Regions from separate parts of the Homo sapiens genome. Here region 2 is linked to region 1. Evidence: chromatin contacts called from ENCODE Hi-C or POLR2A ChIA-PET data. All regions are on one chromosome and are shown on one strand. Each heading gives the region's core, a stretch centred on a gene start or an enhancer-like site at or near the end of the contact. The rest is flanking DNA. Distances are from core to core; before and after follow the strand shown.

Evidence for each region. A loop is a pair of places that touch in the nucleus more often than their neighbours do. ChIA-PET counts read pairs that join two places held with the same protein, here RNA polymerase II (POLR2A). Pooled maps may share reads with other maps.
Region 2: a loop to region 1 is called in a map of MCF 10A, with 5 times the contacts of the local background. The contact joins two enhancer-like sites. A Hi-C loop is called at or near these places in 35 of 168 maps with a recorded cell type or tissue (CD14-positive monocyte, Caco-2, GM12878 and 26 more), 5 of 37 single-sample maps with no recorded cell type and 32 of 50 pooled maps. POLR2A ChIA-PET finds 5 or more read pairs at or near these places in 8 of 52 experiments (A673, GM12878, HepG2 and 4 more).

What each region holds. Positions count from the first base shown.
Region 1 is chr20:50,380,043-50,387,532 of GRCh38, forward strand. It overlaps LOC124904928 (a long non-coding RNA gene), which reads right to left. Exons shown (of 2, transcript XR_007067641.1): 1 at 7,382-7,490; 2 at 5,584-6,485. Among named protein-coding and RNA genes, the nearest start is that of LINC01271, 62 kb to the left of the region's middle. Within about 2 kb of position 2,274, at least 12 of the 41 ENCODE cell types and tissues checked have a DNase peak (open chromatin) inside an H3K27ac peak, as active enhancers do.
Region 2 is chr20:50,459,502-50,467,384 of GRCh38, forward strand. No RefSeq gene overlaps it. Among named protein-coding and RNA genes, the nearest start is that of PTPN1, 47 kb to the right of the region's middle. RefSeq lists an enhancer at 690-1,190 and a silencer at 1,402-1,521. Within about 2 kb of position 4,855, at least 2 of the 41 ENCODE cell types and tissues checked have a DNase peak (open chromatin) inside an H3K27ac peak, as active enhancers do.

The DNA of each region.
Region 1 (7,490 bases), core at 1,024-3,523:
ATTCTGAAATTAGGGCAATGAAGAAAATAAGACAGTGCGGTAGGTTTGAGAACAGCAGGGCTGCCCGTTTGAGACAGTCAGGGAGAACTCTCTGTGCGGAGGGGTCATTTAAGCAAAGACCCCAGTCATGAGAAGAGCCGGATCCAGGAAGCCAGCCCTAATGAGGGAGGGGCTCAGGAGGTGCCTCGCATGCAGGATAGAAGGAGGCGCTTGCTCTCAGTCTCAGCCACGCGCAGGTTGGCATTTGAGAGTGAGAGCCTCCTGAAAGCTTCACCCTGGGGATCTCACTTGCCCCAACCTAGTCCTGGGCCTGCTGGGAAGGAAAGGCATCTAAGCAAAGGGCGCAGCGAATGCAAAGGCCCTGCAGTGGGATGAGCCTGGCGCTCTGGTGCAGAGAGAGCCAGGGAAGAGTGCAGTGCAGGGATGGGGACGTGGGTGAAGCTGGAGAGGTGGGGGTGCAGACCACAGAGGGCCTCGAAGGCCATGCTGAGGATTTGGTAAGGGAGAAGCTCTATTGTGAGGGCAGAGCTGGCAATCCTCGTGGGTGAGGTGATATTTGCCGGGGAGGTAGGGAAGACTCAGGGTGCATTTCTAGGCCGGATGACTTCTTGATTGATGTAGGAGAGATTAGCAAGTGCTTCATTTCTCAGTCTTTAATATTCTTCATCTGGGAAGTGGGAATAATAACATCAACCTCCCCAGAGAAGGTACCATACTTAGCACAGTGATTTACCTGGGTCACCCAGGAAGTTCGTGGCTCAGCCAGGACTGGAACCCAGGCCCTGCTCTCCAGGATGATCGCAACAGGCAGGGGCTGGATCTTGGCATGAGATTCTCCAGCGATGCCACCTCCCGGCCAAACAGGCCTCAGCAGCAGGGGCTGGATTTTTTTCTTTCTGAATTGTGCTTATGCGTGGGGCTGTTTATCTAACTTGGCTGAAGTTTGAGTCCTGGGTCTGTAAACATACCCTTTTAATTATTATACAAATGGTACATGTTCGTGGAATAAAAATTTGAAAATGAAAATAAGCAAGAAGAAAAAGAACGAGAGAGAAAGAGGGAGGAAGGAGGGAAGGAAGGAAGGAAGGAAGGAGGGAGGGAGGGAGGGAGGGGAGGGAGGGAGGAAGGAAGGAAGGAAGGATCTAAATCAACACATGTACACCTAGATGCATTATATAAGGACCTTCATTGCAGCATCCTTTGACATAACAAAAGCCTCCAAACAATGTGAATATCCAAGATTAGGGGCCTTCGTAGCTGCATGAATTAAAGAGTATTTCAATCCTGTGCTGAGACTGAAGTGAATAAAGCAGATATCGCTGTACTGATTTGAAACAACAGCCAAGATGTAATATTAGCCTAGAAAAATGAGATGAAAAACAGTGATTATAGAATGCTACAAAGTGTGTGTGGGTGTGTGTCTGTGTGTGTGTGTGTGTGTGTGTCTGTGTGTGCGTGTGTGTGTTTGTGTGTGTGTCTCTGTGTGTGTGTGTCTGTGTGTCTGTGTGTGTGTGTCTCTGTGTGTCTGTGTGTGTGTGTCTGTGTGTGTCTTAAGGAGAGAGTGAGGAATGTGTTTACCTATTTGCTGGTAGATGCTCAGGTTTCCTGACTTTCGCGTGGTAAAAATGGCAAGTCAGAGATGGGAGGAAGGATGATATTTTGCCTGTCCGTTTGCACTGTTGAAAGGAAAACTTGTGGCTTCTGTTTTTGTTTTTGTTTTGCCATGTGCGTGCCTGTCTTCTGTGCAACATTTTAGCAATATTTGAAAAATCAGAGACTTTTCGAAAGGCCCTGAGATAATCTAGGCTGGCGTTTCCTGAAAGTTCCCCCAAATCCCAGGATTCCAGCAAGGTGCCTGTAGGCCATGGGGCTTGGGGTGGAGCTGCAGGCAGCCTGACCCTCCTTACTCAGAGATGTTTCTCTTTCATCTTTTTTTTATAGGTTGGACAAGTAAAGGTTCAGTTGTAAAAGGGTTTTGCCTGCTTTGAAACGAAATTTTTGAAAAACTTTGATCTTGAATAATCTCTTCATTCTACCGATGAGGAGACAGGAACCCAGAAAGGAGAAAAAAAGGATCGTCTCAGCATCAGGCTGACCTGGGTTTCAGTCTAGCTTTGGCTGCGTGCCTTGGATAGTAAATTTTCCTCCTTGAACCTTGGCTTCTTCCTCCAGGGAGAAAAACCTACCTGAAGGTGATTAGTACACAGATATCAAAAGTGGAAGTAGACCCTGAGTCCTTAGCTAAGGACTAGAACGATCGTGGCAGAAACGTGCACAGGAAATCATGTGGCCTCTGTCTCACCAGCGGGTGTTCCAGGAATGGCAAAAGTGTTCCCTTTTCCCCATTTCACTCAAGTCTAGAATCAGGCATATCTCAGTTTGTTAGAAGTCAGCTCACTACAAAACCCAGGTATTCCCTGGGACACATGCAACTGCAAGGGGCAGGGAAACTCAACTCAAATGACTTTATCATTAAGGAAGTGTGTCTTCCTGTACATTCAGAAAACCCAGAGATGGCATGGCGGCTCTGACAGGCATGCATTCAGCTTCGAGGAACACAGACCCTGACCCCTGGCAGCATTTATTTATATTGTCCCCTGCTACAAGAAATCCAGAGGCATCCAGAGCTGATGGGGTGACTCAGGGGTGCTACCAGGGGTTCAGGTTCTTTCCCAGTTTTGTTGTTGTTGTTGTTATTGTTTTGAGACAGAGTCTCACTCTATCGCCCAGGCTGGAGGGCAATGGTGTGATCTTGGCTCACTGCAACCTCTGCCTCCTGTGCTCAAGCAATTCTCCTGCCTCAGCCTCCCGAGTAGTTGAGAGTACAGGCGCCCGCCACCACGCCTGGCTAAGTTTTGTATTTTTGGTAGAGACGTGGTTTTGCCATGTTGGCGAGGCTGGTCTTGAACTCCTGACCTCAAGTGATCTGCCCGTCTCAGCCTCCCAAAGTGCTGGGATTACAGGCATGAGCCGCCGCACCTGGTCACTTTCCCAGTTTTTGCTTAGCCATCTCGAACATGTGGCTTCTGTCCTCATGGTTGGCCATAATTGCAGCATGACCATTCCACCCTCAGCTCATGTCCACATTACAGGCTGGAAGAGGGGACAAGGGCAGAGCAGTGTGTCCACCATGTTTGTCTCTTTTCAGAAAGCTCTTCTGGGGGCCCCACTGGGAAAATTTGGCTTTCATATCATTGGTCATGCTGGATCACGTGGCCATTCCTGGCTGCAAGGCAGTCTAGGGGAGTGAGTGCGTTTTGCTGGCTCATTGCCATCCCAATAAAGTCAGGGTTCTGTCAACAAGGAAGAAAAGGAGCGAGGGCATTGGGCAGGCACTGAGCAGTGTCTGCCCCAGTAGTTCAAGAATTGTTGATACAATGGCTGAAAGACATCTTCCAAAACCTGTGTTCTCTTTCTGTTTGCATTCTACCATCCTCAGTGTGTGGGCTTCCATCCTGAGACTTGTTTTATCCCCTCAGTTTCAGGAGGGGGTCCCTTCCTTGAAGGCATGTGCTGATGCCCCCTCAAAAAAAAGTGTTCTCCCACCTAGGGAGGAGAGTTGAAAAGAGCTGTGGTTGGGCAGTTGACAATGTCTGCTCCACCTCTATTCACCGGAACTTCTTCTGTTCCATCCTCTTTTCAGTTCAGCTCACTGCGATTTCATTTCCATCTCACAGCGTGGATCAGTCACCTATGCCTACAAGAATGCTGCCTGAGAAACCACCCCCAACCTGTTATTCTCTTGAATAGGGAGTTGGCTGCAGGTTGGTGGACCTTGGCTGGACCCATTAATATATTTCCTGTTCAGCTGGAGTTCTGCTGTCTTGGCTGGGCTGGCTCTGCTCTGCCTCACGGGTCCCTCGCCCTTTTCCTGGGACCAATGGGCCATTCTGGGCATGGCTGCTGATAGTGGGGGCACAGGCACAACAGCCACGTGGAAACATGCAAGAGATCTCTTTTTTTCTTTTTTTGAGATGCAGTCTCACTCTGTCACCCAGGCTGGAGTGCAGTGGCGTGATCTCAACTCACTGCAACCTTCGCCTCCTGGGTTCAAGCAATTCTCCTGCCTCAGCCTCCCGAGTAGCTGGGATTACAGGTGTGTGCCATCATGCTCAGCTAATTATTTTGTCTCTCTTTCTTTCTTTTTCTTTCCCTTTCTTTCTTTCTTTCTTTCTTTCTTTCTTTCTTTCTTTCTTTCTTTCTTTCTTTCTTTCCTTTCCTTCCTTCCTTCCTTCTTTTTTTTTTTTTTTGAGATGGAGTCTTGCTCTGTCACCCAGGCTGGAGTGCAATGGCGCGGATCTCTGCTCACTGCAGCCTCTGCCTCCTGGGTTCAAGCGATTCTCCTGCCTCAGCCTCCTGAGTAGCTGGGATTACAGGTGTGCATCACCACACCCAGCTAATTTTTTGTATTTTTAGTAGAGATGGGGTTTCTCCACGTTGGCCAGGCTGGTCTCGAACTCCTGACCTCGTTATCTGCCTGCCTCAGCCTCCCAAAGTGCTGGGATTACAGATGTGAGCCACTGCGCCCCGCCCAATTGTTTTATATTTTTAGTAGAGCTGGGGTTTCACTATGTTGGCCAGGCTGGTATCAAACTCCTGACTTGTGACCCGCTGCCTCAGCCTCCCAAAGTGCTGGGATTACAGGCATGAGCCACCACGCCCAGCCACATTCAAGAGATCTTAAAGCTTGGTCTCAAAATGACACACTGTCACTTTCATCTCATGCTATTGGCAAAAGCAAGTCCCATGGCCGAACTGAAGTCAAGGCTGGGCAAATACACTCCATCCCTTTTGTGGGAGGAACCACAGTCACATGGGCGACTGTCTTCCTTATCATCACTGTTTGCTGATGTTCCTCCGATCTCTCTGACTTTGTTTTGGTCTCATATATGGGTTCCTCTTCTCTCTCCCTTCAAACACTGTGGGGCCCTAAGCGTTCCATGCCAGCTCTTCTCTTCTGTCTCTATGTGTGGTCTCTGGGCCATCCCAACCATTCTCTAGTTTTCAGTCACCACGTTGGCACTAAAGACCCCCAAATCCATTAGTGGGCTCTCTCCTGAGTCCAGTTGCCAACTGGGCAGGCCACCTGAACATCTCACAGAACTCCCAGATCTTTCTCCTGCTTTGACCTCAGCACCCTCAGCCTCAGCCCCACCTCAAACTCCCTCCTCCTTTATTCCCATGGCACACAACCCCCTCCATGCAGCTGCCCAATCTGGGAACCTGGATGTCAGCAAGCCCACCTGTCTCCATGGTCCGTTCATGCTACAGCTGATGCTGATCATGACCACTGGCTGAGTACTTCCTGTGCGCCAAGGACAGGGCTAAGCCTCATCCCAATATTTTCTGATTTAATTCCTGAAACACCCGCCCCCCTCCCCCCACCCTCCGAGGAGGGGGGCACTGATATCAAGTTGTCTGTATTCCATATGGCACATGCCCTCATGGGACAGGTGGCTTCTTTCAGAAGCTGCAGTGATCTCTCCCAAACCAATTGGTTCTGTCAATCCCCAGTGAAAAATCCTTAAGAATCCTCATTGTCCCAGAGACCTGGGCTAAACCCCTTGGTCTGAAGCGGTCAGGTCCAAGATTCTTTCATTTATTCACACACAAAAGGAAATGATTGCGCTCACTCCATAAGCCAGTCAGCCTCTGGGCGCTGGAGAAACATGAGAGGCCCTGGGAACTTAGGCCCAACGGCAAGAGAGAAAATAATAAATATCTAACATGTCAGGTAGTGACGAACAGATATGAAGACAAATAAGGCAAGGCGAGGGGAGACTTATTTGAGAAGGGTCACTATTTCAGGAGGGAATTCAGGGTCAGCCTCTCTGCTAAGAAGGGATTGCAATGAAGTAAGGGGGTGGCAAGTGCAAAGGCACTGGGGTAGAAAGGGGCTTGGTGGCCGCCTGTGCAATGAGTGTGAGAGGTGGAAGAGGCTACAATATGGGCGTGGCTTCCTCCCTGAGTGAAGTAGGGAGCCATGGGAGGGTTTTGAGCAGAGGAGGGCCCTGCCCTGACTTTGATTTTTACAGAATCCCTCTGGCTACTTGTGGATAACAGTCTTCATGGGGGCCAGGAAGCGGAGAAGTCTGCTGCAGGAAGCGAGGTTTTGCAGGCCTCATGACACTTAGATCACAGAGAGGATTCAGGGGTTTGAGTGACATTCTCAAAAGACACAGGAAAACCAAACAGGATTTTCGGGTTAACCAGAAGCTGCCAGAAGATGGACGGTGCCCAGCATGCCCTGCCCCCAGGCACCCTGGTCCATGGGCCTTTTGTGCAGCATCCTCGGCGGGTGTGGACGCTGTGGTGCTGGTGTTGCTGGTGGGTTTTCCCCTGTGCCTGCCTCTTGGCTGTTGAGGACAGTGCTGGGGAGGATGTGAGCACTTAGCACCCCAGCGTGGTCCGGGCGATGGTGGCCCAGCTCCCGCCAAAGACGCTGACTTCTTTGAACCCGAGAACAAACATTGACGTTCTTAGTTCTGCAAAAAAAAAAAAAAAAAAGCCCTGCGTCCATGCACGCTGTATCCCCCCATCACCAAACTCACTTATCTCGCTGCACAATCCTTCAAAGCACAACACAATGTATTTATGTCTGTGGTTTAGGTTCCCAAAACCTGTGACATCAGATAAGTACGATGTTCACAAAAACAAACATCGCAGAAAGGGAAAAAAACGACCAAAAAGAAGCAGCTGGTTTCAGCCTCGACTTCCTCTCCCAAGAAAAAGGGGCTCTATCTGGCTGAGGTTTCACTGTATTCAGGCTGGGGGGTCAGAGGAATGCCGTCCTGCCCTCTGTCCAACTGCTCGCATCTCAGCCTTTGATGTGTGACTCTCTGAGGCTGAAAAATCTCACCTGCAAAATGGAAATGCCAATCTCCACCTCTTGGGACTCATAAAAATAATAATAAAATGATAATAAAAATATACCAATAATTGCTCATCTTTGGATCAATTGTGTTCCATAGGTCATTTCCTTAGCAAATCCTCACATCGGCCTGTGTTTTGCCTTCACGTGGGGTGGCTACTGAGAACATCTCCAGTTGACACATGGGGAAACTGAGGCTTCAAGTAGGAAAAATAGGCAGTTATAAAACACTGCATGGCTACTTTTGGTTTTTAGAAAATGCAAACATGTAATATATAAATTAAATAAATAAATAACAAAATATAAAAATATAATTAGGCAAAAAAGTTTGGCCGGTTAAATGCCCAAAAGCCACAGTGCTTTCCTGAGTATCAGAGTGACCATTGAGACAGGAGTCCCACCGCTGTCTCCTTCTCGTCATTCCCGTCTCGGCAAAATGTCACCTCTGCTGAGAGGTCGTCCCCAAGCTCTTGCCTAAGGTGGCCCTCCGGTCCCTCTTATTCCACTCACCTTATCTCTTTCTGCCCTGACCGTCGCTGGAATGCGCCGTATTTTTTCATCTGTTTCTGGGCTTATCGCCTGTGTTCCCCGCTAGAGCTTCAGACCCAGGAAAGCAGGA
Region 2 (7,883 bases), core at 3,605-6,104, 82 kb after region 1:
TGGGTGGATGGATGAATGGATGGATGGTTGGGTGGGTGAAGGATGGATGATGGATGGAGGGATGAATGAACAGATGGGCAAATTAATGAATTAGTGGATGACTGGGTGGGTGGAATGCATGCATAAAATAAATGGGTGACTGAATACAAAAAGAACTAACTAAATAAATAATGATGAAAGGCAGAGGGCACTAAGAGGGTTTCACCTTTCAGGGTTTGTTCCTGGACATTGAATGTGCCCTTTGGAAAGATTGCAAACTGGCAGTTATCAGGGTAAATTGGGCTGCAGACATATTTTGTTTGATCTTCACAGGGTTTTTAATTTTTTGAATTGTCATTATTTTAAAATTAGGAAATTTCACATTAAAAATCTAGATTTCTGATTTCTCCTGCAAAATTGGGCCGGCACCCATACCAGGAAATAATATACCAGGACTGACGGGGCTGAGCCTCTGAGTGCTCACGGTCCCCACTGCTCCACAATGCAGTCCTGCTATTGGGGTTGTGTCCACTGCCATTTATCATGGCAGTTTGGGCTGGTGTTTTTCTCAGTACCATTACAAGGAAAATGAAAAATCTCTTACAGGTGGCTCTTGGTCAAAAGTGGAAAATGAACTTAGGTAAAGAGGAAATTGGGAGAGAAGTATTTCTTTGTGGCCATGGAGAACACTCCTGTGGATTCGATGGACCAGCAATGCATCTTGCCTGAGTGGTTAGGGGCACAGATGCTAGAGCCTGATGGCCTGGGTTCAACCCCCGGCTGTGCTACATACCGGCTGTGTGGCCTCGTGCAAGTCACTGAACGTTTCTGGCCTCAGTTTCCTCATGTGTAAAGCAGAGGTGGTGTCAGTCCCCACCTCATAGAGTGTCAATGATTTTCTCTCCGTGGGGCTCTCTAGGTGTGAGCTGCTATTATCTTACACAGGGCTGGCTCCCGTCATGTGTGTGATCTGCCTACCCTGAGCGTCCACAGCAGCGGTTCTCAACCAAGGTCAACTGTGCCCCCCAGGGGACATTTGGCAATGTCTAGAGACATCTGGGGTTGTCACAACTTGGGTGGGGAGGGGCTACCAACATCTTATGGGTAGAGGCCAGGGAGACTGTGAACAGCCTGCAAGGCTCAGGACAGATCAGCAAAAGATTCTGCTGCCCCGTGTACTCCGCCCCGTGTACTACGTGCTGAGGCTGAGGAACCCGGATCTACAGGAGTCCAAGTCCCCAGAGGGGCTGAGCTATGGCCAGATATCTAGGAGTCCCTGAAGGCTGCCAGAGGTGATTCCCTCTAGACGTGGCAGGAGCCATTCCCTCTGGCCTGAGCCACCTCAGCCCTCAGGATCATCAGGCCCCAAGTAGTGCCCCGTCCCAGGGTGCCTGGCCCCAGCCTGCTCCCAGCCCCATACAACAGGCAAGAAATGTGTCTGTCCCTAGCGCCTCCTGGTGGCCCAGCCCTAAACTACATGACTCTTCCCAGCCCAGGGTGGTGGGAGGGGAGGATGAGGACGTACCTTCCGGGTGTTTAATCCAGACTAGTTGGGAATGTGGGAATTTAAGGTCATGGAAGGCGGTAGCCAATGTTTCAAAGACAAATTGACATAGGTTTGAATCTCAGATCTTCCACTGACCATCTGGGAGGCCTTGGACACATCCCATGACTCTCCTGGGCCTCAGTTTCCTCATCTGGAATGGGGATGATGTTATTTATGTCACAGTTTCGTTGGGAGGATTAAATTAAGTGCATAAACAGATGAAACATACGAGATGCTTAGGATTAAATTAAGTGCATAAACAGATGAAACATACGAGATGCTTAGGATTAAATTAAGTGCATAAACAGATGAAACATACGAGATGCTTCACAAGCCTCCTCTCGGATACTTGTTATTGCTGTGTTCATAGCAATTCATAGCCACTTGTGTTTGATGAATTTCCAGTGTACTCAGAGTGATTTTTTTCACTGACTATCAACAAATAATTTTGCTGCAAAGAAATACAGATATGGGAAAGGATGCACAATATATTATCAAATGACCACAGGCCTCAGAAACATTGTATACAAACACTCTATCTGTGTGTGTGTGTGTGTGTGTGTGTGTGTGTGTGTGTGTGTGTGTGTGCGCGCGCGCGCGCAGAGAGAGAGAGAGAATCTTGGTTGTTAACCAGCCTGGAGTGAACACGACTCACTGCAGCCTCCACCTCCTAAGCTCAAGCAATCCTCCCACCTCAACCTTCCAAGTAGTTGGGACTACAGGCACCTGCCATCATATTTAGTAGAGACAGGGTTTTACCATGTTGCCCAGACTGGTTTCAAACTCCTGGACTCAAGTGATCCTCCAACCTTGGCCTCCTAAAGTACTTGGATTACAGGTGTGAGCCACTGCACCCGGCCTGATATATCTATATTTTAAAAATATGTACTTTCATAACATGTATGAGAAACAAATACCTCATTTTCTTAGTATATAAAAATCCCTAGCAGATCAACAAAAAGACAATTATCCAAGAGAAAAATAGACTAACAATTTGAATGCTTTGCCACCAGAAAAGAAATATAAACAGTCTTTGAACGTATTTTTTAAATGTCCAATCTAACATATAAACAATGAATATGTAGATTAGAACTATGGTGAACACCTTTTTCCCCTATCGGCAAGGCCAAGATCAAGAAGTCCAATCATACTTGGCCTTGGCTAGGACGTGGGGAAACCAGAGCTCACGGAGGTTGCCGGTGCAAATGACGATTGGTAGGTACAACCTTAGAGAGCATTTAGACAACCAGCGTCAAAATGTTTAAACGCACCTGCCCTATGACTGGGCGATTCAGTTGCTAAGAATGTATCCATCAGAAATAGCTCTGAATACATGGAAAGACTTCTGTGAAAGGGATACTAATTGCAGCATTGTTTGTTGCAGAAAAACCCTGGAAATACCTCCGTGACTATCACCAGAAAACTTGTTAGATAAATTATTATATTCAGACAATGGAATGTGCAAAGAATGCTCTCCTAGTGCTGATCTGGAAAGATCTGCCAAGGTACATTGCTAAGTTGAAAAAAACAAAATCCCAGTGCAGAACAGGGTGTGTGGTGTGCTTCTATTTAGAGAAATGAGTACAGGAATCCACGCACATATTTGCTTATCTGTGTTCTGGATGTCTCTGTAATGATCCCCAAGAAATGATAACCAGAATGGATTCTGGGGAGGGAAGCTTGGAGTTTTAAAGCTGGGGATGGGGGTTAAGGATTAGAGGGAGAAGACCCACTGTAAATCTTTTGGTATCTTTTGAATTTTTGCATATGAATACAATCCCTTGTTAGTTTTTAAAAATGGAACTTTTTAATGCATTGATAGATGACAGAGAGAAAAATGCCTTGAAGGATATGCTCCAACGTGTCAATAGCACTTATCTCTGGGTGGCTGATGTGAATTAGAAGCGACTTTTATTTTGTTCTTTTTTTATTATTTCTCTAATCAATTATTTATTTTGAGACAAGATCTTGCTCTATCACCCAGGCTGGAGTGCAGTGATGCGATCACCACTCATTGAAACCTCTGCCTCCTGGGCTTAAGTGATCCTCCCAGCTTAGCCTCCTGAGTGGCTGGGACTATAGGCACTTGCCACCATGCCTGGCTGATTTTTTATTTTTAATTAAATTTTTTTTTGTAAAGACGAAGTCTCACTAAGTTGCCCAAGCTGGTTTTGAACTCCTGGGCTCAAACGATCCCTCTGTTTCAGCTTCCCAAAGTGCTAGGATTACAGGTGTGAGCCACTGTGCCCGGTCTGTTCTTTTTAAAAAATACAGAGACAGGGTCTCACTTTGTCACCTAGGCTAGAGTACAGTGGCATAATCATAGCACCCTGCAGCCTTGATCTTCTAGGCTCAAGTGATCCTCCAGCTTCAGCCTCCCAAGTAGCTGGGACCACAGGCATGCACCACCACTTCTGGCTATATTTTGTTCTTTTTACTTAGATTTTCTAATTTAAAAAAATAATTACCAGCCGGGTGTGGTGGCCCATGCCTGTAAATCCTAGCACTCTAGGAGGCCGAGGCAGGAGGATCATTTGAGCCCAGGAGTTTGAGACCAGCCTGGGCAACATAGTGAAACCGCGTCTTTACTAAAAATACAAAAAAAAAAAAAAATTAGCTGGGTGTGGTGGTGCTCACCTGTAGTCCCAGCTACTCAGAAGGCTGAGGCAGGAGAATCACTTGAACCTGGGAGGCAGAGGTTACAGTGAGCCCAGATCACACCACTGCACTCCAGCCTGGGCAACAGAGCGAGACTCCGTCTTAAAATAAAATAAAATAAAATAAAATAAATAATTATCAAGGTATATTCAGATAATTTTTTTAAAAATTAAGTAAGTAAACACCTCAGTGTTCTCTTGGTAGTCAGGGGAAAACTAACTTCTACATGAAAAAAAGAAAAGACCAAAAACACATACACTTCTCTAAACAGGCAGATTATTTTCATTGCCAAGGACATTACAGAGACTGAGGAGTGGGTTGGAAATATATTCTATGAAAAATCGAGAATTAATACAACTGTCCTACCATGCACTTTCTGGGCATCAAAACGCCAAGCTTCTAACTCAGACCTGAGTTCAAACTCTGACTGCCACTTACTAGCTGGGCAAGTTGCTCCTACGCCGTTGGCCTCAGTTTCCTCATCTGTAGTCTGAGACCACATTGCTGCTGGCAGGCTCGAGTGAGATCATGCCTGTGAAGTACTTGGCTCAGGCGTACTCAGAGACCCAGTTCAAACAGGGAACAGGCAGAAATTCTGCACCCCGCAAGGGTGACAGGGCGGAGGGAGGACAGGAGGGGCCGCTTTGCCGGACTGGGGATCAGTGTGCAACTAGCTGGGCCCGGAGTCCCCCACAAACCGGCCAGCTCAGAGGTTCTTCCGACAGTTTGGAGAGAGTGACACCAAGTGGCCAAGTCTGAAACTACACCTTCAAGCCGGAGGGTTAGAGCCTCTCCCCGACCCCTCCAGCTGCGGTCCTGAGCCAGGCACTGAACTTCCCTGAATCTGAGTTTTTTCAGCTGCGAAATGGAGGTAATCCTGCCTACCTGGCAGAGCGGAGGTGGGAATTAAATGAGGTAACCCGCAGAGATTCTCTCCAGGACCGCCATGTTGCACAACTTCAGGGGCCCCATTCATGAAACTGTGCAACATAGCGGCACCCCTAACAGGTGGCTGTCATTATCATCCCTCCCTCAGACACTGAGTTTCCTTCTCTACTCCCCTAGAGCGATTCTGAAGCTGGGTCTTCCAAAGTATAGAACAAATACCAGTGGGATTCGTGGGGAGATCTTGGTGGGCACAGCACCCCAGTATCAAATAACATTTCATTCTCTGTCAATCATTCTGATGGCATCTAGGCGGCAGTCTCAGTTTGATAGGAACATGACATTAACGCCTTTCTAACACTTACCTGCCTCCCTTCCGAACTTTCTGTTTGAGAGTGGGCCTCAGACTTAGTGCCTTCAGAAGGCAAAATTATTTGGCTAGAATTTAATAAAGTTACATGTTTTCATAATATTTACTTTTTGTGGTCACCTTCTATTGAGAGCAAGTGGTGCTGGTTTTCCCTTTACAGTAGATGTGGTAGATTGTATTATTGTCAAAGTATTTATCCCATTGGCAATTCCCTGGTGACCCTCCCGGCTGAAGTCAGGCTTGGCTGTGTGACTTCCTTTGGGCAACAGAGTGTGAGCTAAGCTTTCGAGAAGCGGCTTTGTCATGTGGTTTATCTCTGCTGTGAGAATGGCCTGCCCCAGGAATGGGCTGCACCTTTAACCTGGATCAGAGTAAAGATGACATACGGCCCAGAGCTGCAGTGACCCACAACCAACAAGTAATGAGAAAATAACTGAGGATTCATATTCTCAATATGAATAAGAAATCGACCTTTGTCATTAACAAGCTCCTGAGATGCTGGGGCTGTTTGTTATTGCAGTAAAACATAGCTCGAGTTGGCTGATGCAGTAGAGTTATTAAGTTTCCTTTAAAAATAAATATACTGGGCCGGGTGCAGTGGCTCACGCTTGTAATCCCAGCACTTTGGGAGGCTGAGGTGGGTGGATCACGAGGTCAGGAGTTCAAGACCATCTTGGCCAATATGGTGAAACCCTGTCTCTACTAAAAATACAAAAATTAGCTGGGTGTGATGGCACGCGCTTGTACTCCCAGCTACTCAGGAGGCTGAGACAGGAGAATCGCTTGAACCCAGGAGGCGGAGGCTGTAGTGAGCCGAGATTGTGCCACTGCACTCCAGCCTGGGTGACAGAGCAAGACTCTGTCTCAAAAAATAATAAATAAATAAATAAACTGGCCTGGTGCAGTGGCTCACGCCTGTAATCCTAGCACTTTGGGAGGCCGAGGCGGGTAGATTACTTGAGGTCAGGAGTTTGAGACCAGTCTGGCCAACATGGTGAAACCCATCTCTACTAAAAAAAAAAAAAAATTAGCCAGGCATGATGGTGCACGCTTGTAGTCCCAGCTACTAGGGAGGATGAGGTGGGAGGATAGCTTGAACTCAGGAGGCGGAGGTTGCAGTGATGAGTTGAGATTGTGCCACTGCACTCCAGCCTGGGCAACAGAGCGAGCCTCTGTCTAAAATAATAATAAATAAATAAATAAATATACTGGCCTGATGCAGTGGCTCTCGCCTGCAATCCCAGCACTTTGGGAGGCCAAGGCGGATGGATTACCCGAGGTCAGGAGTTTGAGACCAGCCTGGACAACATGTCATAGCCCCTGCATACTCCTGCCCTCCTTATCCTGTTTGGTTTTTGCTGCTGTTATTGTTGTTGTTTGTTTTTTGTTTGGTTGGTTTTTTGAGACAGAGTCTCGCTCTGTAGCCCAGGCTGGAGTGCAGTGGCACGATCTCAGCTCACGGCAAGTTCCACCTCCTGGGTTCAAGCAATTCCTCTGCCTCAGCCTCCAGAGTAGCTGCGATTACAGGAGTCTGCCACCATGCCCAGCTAATTTTTTGTATTTTTAGTAGACATGGGATTGTACCATGTTGGTCAGGCTGGTCTTGAATTCCTGACCTCAAGTCATCCCCCCGCCTCAGCCTCCCAAAGTGCTGGGATTACAGGCATGAGCCATCACACCCAGCCTTTGCTGTTGTTTTGTTTTGTTTTTTGCTCCGTATCACCTATCATCTTTTGACCATATTTCACATTTATGTGTTTATTTTCTGTATCCCTGTCCCCATTAGAACGTCAACTCCCTCCTTAAAGGCAAGGATTTTGTGGGTTTTGTTTTGTTTTGTTTTGTTTTCCACTTTATAGCCCAGTGCCTAGAACACTGCCTGGCACATAATAGGTGCTCAGTAAGTATTTGCTGAATGAAGGAATGAGTACATGATGGCAAAAGGTAGACAACAACGGCTCCAGGCCCATGCTGCACGAGCTTCAAGTCCAGCTGAAACACTTCTCTTTCAGCTGGGCGCGGTAGCTCATGCCTATAATCCCAGCACTTTGGGAGGCTGAGGCTGGCAGATCACTTGAGGTCAGGAGTTCAAAACCAGCCTGATCAACATGGTGAAACCCTGTCTCTACTAAAAATACAAAAAAATTAGCCAGGCATGGTGGCAGGTGCCTGCAATCCCAGCTACTTGGGAGGCTGTGGCACAAGAATAGCTTGAGCCTGGGAGGCAGAGGTTGCAGTGAGCCGAGATCGCTCCACTGCAGTCCAGCCTGGGCAACAGAGCAAGACTCCGCCTCAAAAGCAAAAAACAAAAAAACTTCTCTTTCCCAGTGTTCTGGAAAAAGTACAGAATTGAATCCTTGGAGTGGAGCACACTGATTGTCCAGGCCTGGGTCGGATGCCTGTATTTAAATCCAGAAGTAGGCTCAGCCCCATCTAAACCATGTG